Regions from separate parts of the Homo sapiens genome. Here region 1 is linked to region 2. The links are chromatin contacts, found by Hi-C or POLR2A ChIA-PET in ENCODE. All regions are on one chromosome and are shown on one strand. Each heading gives the region's core, a stretch centred on a gene start or an enhancer-like site at or near the end of the contact. The rest is flanking DNA. Distances are from core to core; before and after follow the strand shown.

What was found. A loop is a pair of places that touch in the nucleus more often than their neighbours do. ChIA-PET counts read pairs that join two places held with the same protein, here RNA polymerase II (POLR2A). Pooled maps may share reads with other maps.
Region 1: a loop to region 2 is called in a map of PC-3, with 5 times the contacts of the local background. The contact joins two enhancer-like sites. A Hi-C loop is called at or near these places in 4 of 168 maps with a recorded cell type or tissue (PC-3, ascending aorta, mesothelial cell of epicardium and 1 more) and 4 of 50 pooled maps. POLR2A ChIA-PET finds 5 or more read pairs at or near these places in 2 of 52 experiments (A673 and WTC11).

What each region holds. Positions count from the first base shown.
Region 1 is chr14:72,800,053-72,804,133 of GRCh38, reverse strand. All of the region lies in intron 1 of DPF3 (double PHD fingers 3), which reads left to right. Among named protein-coding and RNA genes, the nearest start is that of DPF3, 92 kb to the left of the region's middle. Within about 2 kb of position 2,638, at least 6 of the 41 ENCODE cell types and tissues checked have a DNase peak (open chromatin) inside an H3K27ac peak, as active enhancers do; they include PC-3, where a contact is called at or near this core.
Region 2 is chr14:72,742,952-72,747,511 of GRCh38, reverse strand. All of the region lies in intron 3 of DPF3 (double PHD fingers 3), which reads left to right. Among named protein-coding and RNA genes, the nearest start is that of DPF3, 150 kb to the left of the region's middle. RefSeq lists an enhancer at 4,473-4,560. Within about 2 kb of position 1,376, at least 5 of the 41 ENCODE cell types and tissues checked have a DNase peak (open chromatin) inside an H3K27ac peak, as active enhancers do; they include PC-3, where a contact is called at or near this core.

The DNA.
Region 1 (4,081 bases), core at 1,389-3,888, 55 kb before region 2:
TTGGATTCCTACCCACTCATCCCTTATTTCCCCAGTCATTTGGTCCTCATTGTCCTCTCCAAGTTCTTGTTTCTTGGCGTCTCTGCACCCTTCCCTTCTGGGGTTATCACCATGACTGGGCATGGTGGCTTCAACCATAGATGCTGAGCTAGGGTGTTGGAGGTAGCGTTTAAAATTCTTTCAGTGAAGTTATTTGCCTGTGTATGACAGGCTCAAGGGCTCACCACATTGCCAATGACCTCACAGGCCATCCAGGCCTAGCCCTTTCACTGCACATGTTTGTGTTTCTTATTTGAGTTGTTCAGAGCCTTTTGCGTTACAAAGCTCTTGACACTTTCTGGGACATATTGGAGAATGTAGGCATTCATTCATGTGTTCACGCATTCATTCAGTCTTCCTACGATCATCGGATGCTCACTCTGAGGCTAGTCCTGGACTAGATGGACTAGTCCATAGAGATGAGGAAAACAAAAGACAGCATTCATACCCTTGTGGAGCTTCCACTCCAGTTGCCCACCTAGGCAGGTCAAAGATCTTCAAGTACTGTTTTGTCCATGTGACCTCTATGGGATCCAGGCTGGGTGACACGTTGGGCTTGTGTCTTGTATCTAAAAATCAGAACTAGGTTTTCATGGCCCATTGCCAGCCATCACCAGGCAACAACCTCTTTTTTTGTAGTGAGATTTCCCTTGGAGTGTTTTGTGGTAATATCTGTTTCTTGTTTCTCCCTCTCCCCAGACTCTTCTGCACTGGGGCTGATAGTCACGCTTAGACATGTTTTTGACTCCAGCCATAAGCAGCTTTTTTGACTAAGAACCATTGGCGTCTGAATGGGATGACTACCTCCATGCCTATTGGCCTTGGAAGCCACGGTCTTCACACTTCACCCTGAGAGAGAGGCAGTGGCAGGTTTCATTTGAAGCCAGGGGACAGAAAGGCCACTGGATGAGATTCTATGGACACAAACTTAGGAAGAGAGGAGGACTTTTCTATCCTTGGAAGGGGCCTGCTTCAGTTGTGCTGCCTAGGAAGGCACATGTTATACTAAAATATTATTTGTTCTCCATCTGACACTTGCATTTAACTGGGAGTCCTGTATTTTATCTGTCAATGTGACAAGGGGCGGGTAGGTGGAGAGGTGGGCACAGGTGGAGAGGTAGGCAGTGGGGCAGGGGCCCTGGACCTCCATGGGGGTGATGATGGCAGGATGTGGTCATTGAAGTGCTGAGGTTCTGAAGGGTGGCGTGATAGCTGCCCATGTCCAGGCTATCACATCGAGACAGGCTAGAAGGGAGATCAAAGATCTCTGCCATTCATGGTCTTTGGAGAATTCACCGTGAGGAATAGCACTCACATGAGCTAAGGGAAAAGAACAGTCTTTAGCCTTGCTTCCCATCCACTTTGTATCTGAAAATATACAAATGTATTCCCTTTGTGTATATTTAAAAAAGAATCCAAATTCTTTTCTCCTGGTAAGTTAAAACAAACATTTCCAGGGCTGGAAATCCATGTACTCAGGAACTATCAAAAATGTGTCAGTTCTGGGCTGTTGGGGGCATGTGCCTTGAGGTATGTGCTCACAGGAGGGGCTGGGGGCTCAGAAGCTTTGCTCCCACTCCCAGGAGCTAATTTTGAGCTTTGATATCTATGTGACTCTCAAGAGCATGCATGTGGGACCTGGCAGGCCCTTGGAGATTAGCCAGTCTGAGAGACAGGGACTCACAGCACTTAGGAGCTGTGTGAAGGGTTCTCTCTTGACAGATGAGCAAACTGGAGCCCAAAACACTTAGCGATGGGCTTCAGGGCCCCCGAGGCAACAGAACAGGGTGAGAACATGGGTCTCCTGACTCCAGGTTGTGTACAGTTCGCCATGACTCTGCACTCGCTGGTCCTGTGGCCTCTCTCAAATATAAGCATGTTGAGGGCAGAAACCAGGAGTCCCATTTGTCTCGTAGTGTTCAGGTGGTGGGGGTAGGGGGAGCTGTGATGGCCCTGCACACCCAGCTGTCCCTGTGTGAGCATTTGCTTGCTCTTGTCACTCACATGGTGCCACTTGTTGGTGCCACTCTCTTTGCTACTCAGCAGGAATTTGTTTTCCATGGCTTATCCCATGCCTTTGTTTTCTTGGCTCTGAGTCACCCCAAAGGTGGATGCCTGGCAGGGGTGGTATCAATCCCCAAGGATAAGTCCCTAAGAATCTAGTTCTTCCTACCTCTTGGCAGCTAGCCTTCTTTGATGTCCTTGGGGTGTTTTATGTGAAACTCTATTTTCTCCTACTGTCCTACACCTTCAGTCCCTGGCTGTAAGAGACATGAGATGAAAGGTCCTCCCGTGTTGTGTCTTGTGCCTTGTGTTCAGGACAGCATATCCAAGTGTGTATGGGCCTTGTCCAGGCACCATTTAGTATGGGGCTATTTTCCTGATCTGTCGCCACTGGACACCCATATCCTGAGCAAAGTGAGAGCTGAACCCACCTGGCTACAGTGTCACTCCTTGGCAGTCCCTGGAAGAATTCTTCCACTCAGAACTTTGTGATGACTTCACAAAGACAACAAAAGGAGGAAAGTGATTCATAGGGGCATGAACGATATGCAGTTTTCTAAGCAATTGCCTGAACTGTGAGCATATAAACCATGGTGAAGAGTGCACAGTGTGGTTCTGTATGACTCACCAGTTACCTCCTTGAGGTCATGATGATGCCTTCAGCCAGGTGGCTGAGGGACAGGCCTTGTCCTGGCTCGGACTCTGGTCTCTATTGCTGCTATGTTTTTATTTTTTTCTCAGTTCTTTGAGCCACTTAGTGTCCCTCACCAGCCATCCTGGGGTCCTCACATCCTTGTTTCAAGACCAGAGCCTCACGGATACATTTGTGGATATTGGCCTGCAATTCTTCCATGTCCAGACACCAAAACCCAGTGCCTGCATCCTCTGTAGCTTCTTCTGTTTCTGTGGCTGCCTGCCCAGATCCAAGTAGATGCTGGGGATTGAGCGAGACTGCCTTTTAGGGCCAGCTTTTCACAGCTACCTGTGAATGCCAGGACTGGCTTCTCTTTGTACTGCACTATTGGTAAGGTGGTGTTAACCACTGTGGCTTGAGAGGGAGGAGCACAACTACAGGGTGAGTGCTACCCAGAGAGTCATCTCCCGTTATTCCAGACACCCAAAACCATACAGAAGTAAGCCTATAGTTATCTCCTTTCCTATATTGTCAGATGGCCCCCTGACTGCAGTGGGCTGCCGTTTTAATTCTTTAGTTGTATCATGCCTATTTGTGTGTAGGTTCAACTTGCAACTACATAACTGCTTGCTTGTCTGCCTATCCATCTATGCATCCATCCCTGCATCCACCCATGCATCCACTCATGCATCCACCCATGCACCCATCCATGCATCCACCCATGCATCTATCCATCCATCCATTCCTCCATGCATCCGTCCATTCATGCATCCATCCATGCATCCGTTCATCCATGCATCCATCCATGCATCCATCTGTGCATCCATGCATCCATCTGTGCATGCATGCATTCATTCATGCACACATCCATCCATCCATGCATGCATGCATCCATGCATCCATACATCCATCTGTGCATCCATCCATCCATGCAACCATCCATCCATCCATGCATCCATCCATCCATCCAAGCATCCATGCATCCATGTGTCCATCCATCCATCCATGCATCCATGCATCCATCCATGTGTCCGTCCATCCATCCATCCATCCATCCATCCATCCATCCATCCATCCATTTATCTATTTATCCATCTAATAAGGGATGGTAAACTTATGTATTTAAAGGGACCAGGCAGGTAAAGTAAATGAGGAAATGGGCTTGACAAAGACAATAAGGAGTGGTGGGGGCCGTGGTGAGCTGCCATCTGTAGCATTCCCTGGCTAGAATTTCCTTTCAGGTTTGATGTGTGGCATCTGACAGCCACAGTGAACCATCCTTATTTCAAAAGCATTTGAGTTCAAGCAGCCTAGAGGTATTTGGATGGGGCCCCTGGGTTCTTCCTCAGCCTTATTAGAGTCTGTTGGTAACATCAAATGGTGGGATGTGCATCAGGCAGGGCT
Region 2 (4,560 bases), core at 127-2,626:
CCCAGCCAGTCTCTCTGTACCTTTAACACTCTCTTCTCCTCATAGGGTAAGTGAGGGGGCTGCCAGCAGCTCCAGTCTCAGCACATACCACACCCAGCAGAAAGGCAGTCACCCTCAACAGCTGTGGCAGAGAAGACCTAGGAAGGACAGATTAGCTGGCTGGGGTTATTACCCCCCCACAACCAATTGCTGCCACCCAGGGGATGGGACACTCTGGTTAATCATCATCATCATAACCAGAGTCCGAAGAGCATGCTGTAGTTCATGCAGCATTTTCTTTCATGTCAGCTCCTTGGTCCCTACCATAGCCCTGGAAGGTAGAGAGGGAAGGAAGAGGTAAGAGGGTTGTGAGCCCATTTTAGAGGTGAGAGAAATCAGACTGTGGACAGAGCCAAGAAGAATTTGTTGTGCTGCTCATGTATCTGAGGAGCCCATGTTGGTGGGACTGAGGCAGGCAGCTATTTCTTGAGTGTTTGTGCCTTCTGCCTAAAAACATTTACTTTGGGCACACGGGCCTGCCAGTGTTTATGCCTGGCCTGTGGGTGAACGTGGAGCAGCTGAGTTCACAGCCTGCTTTGGCCATGCCCCGTTGTCGGGCCTGCCGTAACATGTGAGGGGAAGGGAAAGGAAGAACCTAGGGCTAGCGGTTTGCCATAGCCAAGTCCCCACCTGCACATGGCGTCTTGTATCTGTGATCATTTGAGAGGCTTCTTCAGCCTCTGCCCAAGCATGAGGCAGAAGTGGCTAGACCAGGTTTCCAGTGGTGAAAGTCCACCCCAGGGATGGGCAGGGTCCCGGGGAAGGACCCCATCTGCAGAGACAGGTGCTGGCCTTTGCAATTATCCGCCCTCGGGGGAAAAGTTGGGTTCCCCCAAGGCAGGCTTATTCCTCCACACCAGCCCCCAGATGCTGAGAAGCAATGAACAGCCGGGGCTGGAATGCGTGACTGTCACATGGCAGAGCACCTTCTCAGAGGAACTTGTTCCCCTCTTTGGGTAAACAGACCTACTACTAGGCCTGCTAAAAACACAGAAACAACCCCCACAAACCCTAGGGCAGATGCTTGTCATTTCCCAATCCTCTTCTGAGTCTGAACAGCCGGGGCTGCACCTGGCTCCCAGAATGTACCACCATGCCAGCCTGCAGCTGCGGGTGGTGAATGAAGAGGCCGTCGGAGTGCCCTGGAGTCAGTGGTAACGAGCCTCAGCCTGGTACCTCCAAGCAGCCAGGGCCCATCTAGAGAATGAGAAACAGCGCAGCCAAAGAAATGTACCCACTGTCTTCCCAGAGGTGATGCAAGTTTGCATTTGAATTTTTTGCACAGGCCAAAATTTCAGAAGAGTGACTTCATCCAGGGCCTTGACTAGCACATATGGTTTTGTTTGTGCAAAAGTGGAGGGTGGTGCCCCCTGGGGGGTGGACGTTTACAAAACGTATGATGCCCTTTCTGGTGGGTTAGTAGAGCACGAGCTAGATCTCAGCCCCTCTTCTGTGCACCTGGTGGGGGTCCCTTTGAGGGCACAACCTGCCCAACTTCCAGAGGCTCTGCCCTCATCATTCATAAAATGCAGTTTCCACTTGAGAGGACTCCTCCCTTTTTTGGGGGTATGTCCTCCCTCAGGAGGGTTAACAGGGCTAACTCGGACAGTATTTTAAAATAACTATCTCTTATTTTTATTCCATTTGATTTGGGCTCAAGGAGAGCTCAGTTTTTTGGCTGATACTTCGCGCGTGACTCAGGATAGAGTCATTGGCCAGAGTCTCTGGAGAATTTGCTGCAAATTCCTAGGAGGTGAGGATCATTAGCTGGGTGGACTGAGGCTGACCTTCCCAAGGAGAGGGGAGCAGGTGAGGGAAACAGAGATGGAGATGGAGGGAGAGGCTCTTTTTTACACATTGCAACGGAATTGGTATGACCTTTTTGAGGTACAATGAATAGTACCTACCAGTATTTAAAACACACATGCTCTTTGACCTAGACATTCTATTGCTAGGAACTTATTCTATAAATGAATATATGCATATAATATATATTGGGTATATATTTTTTATTGTGGCATGGTTTGTAATAACAACAAAGAATGGAAACTTCCAGAAGATCCATTGATGAGGACTAGTTAAATATATAGTACTTGTATATTCTATGAATGGAATATTATTTTGTCCTTTAAAAGAATGAGTAAAAAAAATATGGAGAGATGTTAAAGATATATTGCTAAGTGGCGAAAAAAAACAAATTGCACAACAAAAAGCAAATTGTACAACATTGTATATAATCCTCTGGGCAAAACTTGCTGAAGAACGATAATTTGTCCATCCTGGGTTGCATCTCTTTAAATTTATGGAAACTGGAAGGCTGAGTTATGTTGGAAAGAACCCAACCAACCAACCCACCCACCCATGGTGCCCCTCCACACCCACCCCCTGAGGATGCCTGTCTTTTCCTCATCTTCCCTCCCAGCCTCCTGGTGTGACCTCCCCTTGACAGAGGATGCTCAGGAATCTAGTTTTGCCTAGTACTGTTGAAGCCCACCTGGGTTCTGCCGTCAGCACACCCTGACATGTCCTCATCTCCTCCGGGAAGAGGGAGAATAGTCTGCCTGCTCTTCAAGAGACTGAGGGGCCACTGGCCTGGAGCAGAATTGTCTCAAGGCATGAGTTTCTTTCCACGTCAGACTCTCCTATGGACAGTGAGGAGATGTCACAAAAAATTTATGCCAACATTCAGCTTGTCCCTCCTGTATTCCTTTCTGTCCCTGCCTGAGTCCAGCAGTGATGGGCAGGTTTCAGCAACGAAGTCCAGGGGTAACGAGGGTCAGAGTTTTCTCTGAGCTCAGGTCTGCGGAGCTGTGTCAGGAAACCAGGTCAGGGCAAAGAGTGGGGGGTGCACGTTCAAGAATCTTGAGGGCTGTTGGAGAAGATCTGAGGACAGTGCCACAGAACCATCCTTTTCTGATTCAGTCCCCCGAAGCACTTTGCTCATGTGGGATGAGTGGACCTTTCAGGCTGGAAAGTGGGGAGCTGGGCCTGGGTGACATGGCAAGAACCTGTCTCTACAAAAAATACAAAAATTAGCCAGGTGTGGTGGTGGGCACCTGTAGGGTGACACTACTAGGGAGGCTGAGGTAGGAGGATCAATGAAGTCCGCGAGGTTGTGGCTGCAGTGAGCCATGATTGCACCACTGCCCTCCAGCCTGGGTGACAGAGGGAGGCCCTGGCTCAAAAAAAGTGGGGAGCTGGGTCTTGGCTGACATCGAGTCATTTGTTCCTGGGTGAAATTATTCCCTCCTGGAGTGACTCCCAGTCCTGCTGTCCTCACCCCTTCAGTGTGGTAAATGCACCATCCCTCTTCTGTTTCTTTATTATTTGCTGAAAATAAAAATCTGTCTGCATGGGGATAGGAAGGGCCTGAGATCTGGGAAGAACTCTTTGGAATTTGCAAGTGTTCTCAGTGTCCCTGGACCTATGTGTTTCTCCTGCCAAATGTCACCCCTCTAGTCAGTCTTGAATAAACATCTTGCAACCTCCTACTTGCCTGGGCATCTGAAGGACAACACACACAACATTATTTCTCCCCAGTGACTGACAATTGAGTTCAGTGTTCTCTGCAGCTTGCACTTGGCCACAGAGGCGAATGCAAGGTGTTTCATGATGTAGACATCACAATTCTACAACACAAAGACTTGGGCAGGGGCCTGGTGCCAGCAAGGGGCCTCCCCCGGACCATCTCCCCAGGAAAAGGGCTCTGTCCTTGTGAAGGGGGAGTGGAGCTGGCAGAAGAGAAAGGTGGAGAGTAAATATCCACCAGAAGGCCTGGGAGCACAGCAGATGTTGGGCAAAAGCCAGCTGATTAAAAAAGAGGCCTTTAACTTCACTTTCTTTCTTTTTCTTTTCCTTTTTTTTTTTTTTTTGAATGAAGAAAAGACAAAGGCTGGGAACAAACTTTTACTTGTGTCCCCTTGAAGTAAATGCCCAGATAGTCTGCTTAGATCAATTTAGCATCTTTCAACCCCAGACCTTCGGTCCCCATGGTCTAGGACAGATATTATCTTCATTTTAGAGGTTGGGAAACTGCGGCACAGAATTAGGAAGCTAATTTCCCAGGGGATCCTGGTGATGCCAGGATCCTGGTGATGCTCCCTATGGGGAGCCTGCTGGAGCTGCTGCCATGTTGCTTGAAGGCCCGACACACTCACTTATCCTGGACCCGCAGATGAAAAGGGCTTTACAGTTGACGCTCCTCCTGTACCTGGAATGCACCTGAGGCCTTGTCGATCCCTTCTGCTCCAGGACTCTTGGGGAGCAGGGTGGCTCTTTGCCACCCTTGCCGAATTCCGAGGGTGATGGGAGGGAGGGCAGCCAGGGATAGTGTTCTTTCTCTTGTATTTTTTCTGTTTTTGGCAGTCCTTCAATGACTGGGGATGAACGACCAGGATGATCGCCCCCATCCCATGTCGTTGGGGGAAACTCAGACAAGAGGGCATGCACCCCGAAGACGACAGTGGCTTAAGGTGTCCCAAAGCAGAGAGGGCCACAGGCTGGCCAACAAGCAAGTCGTAG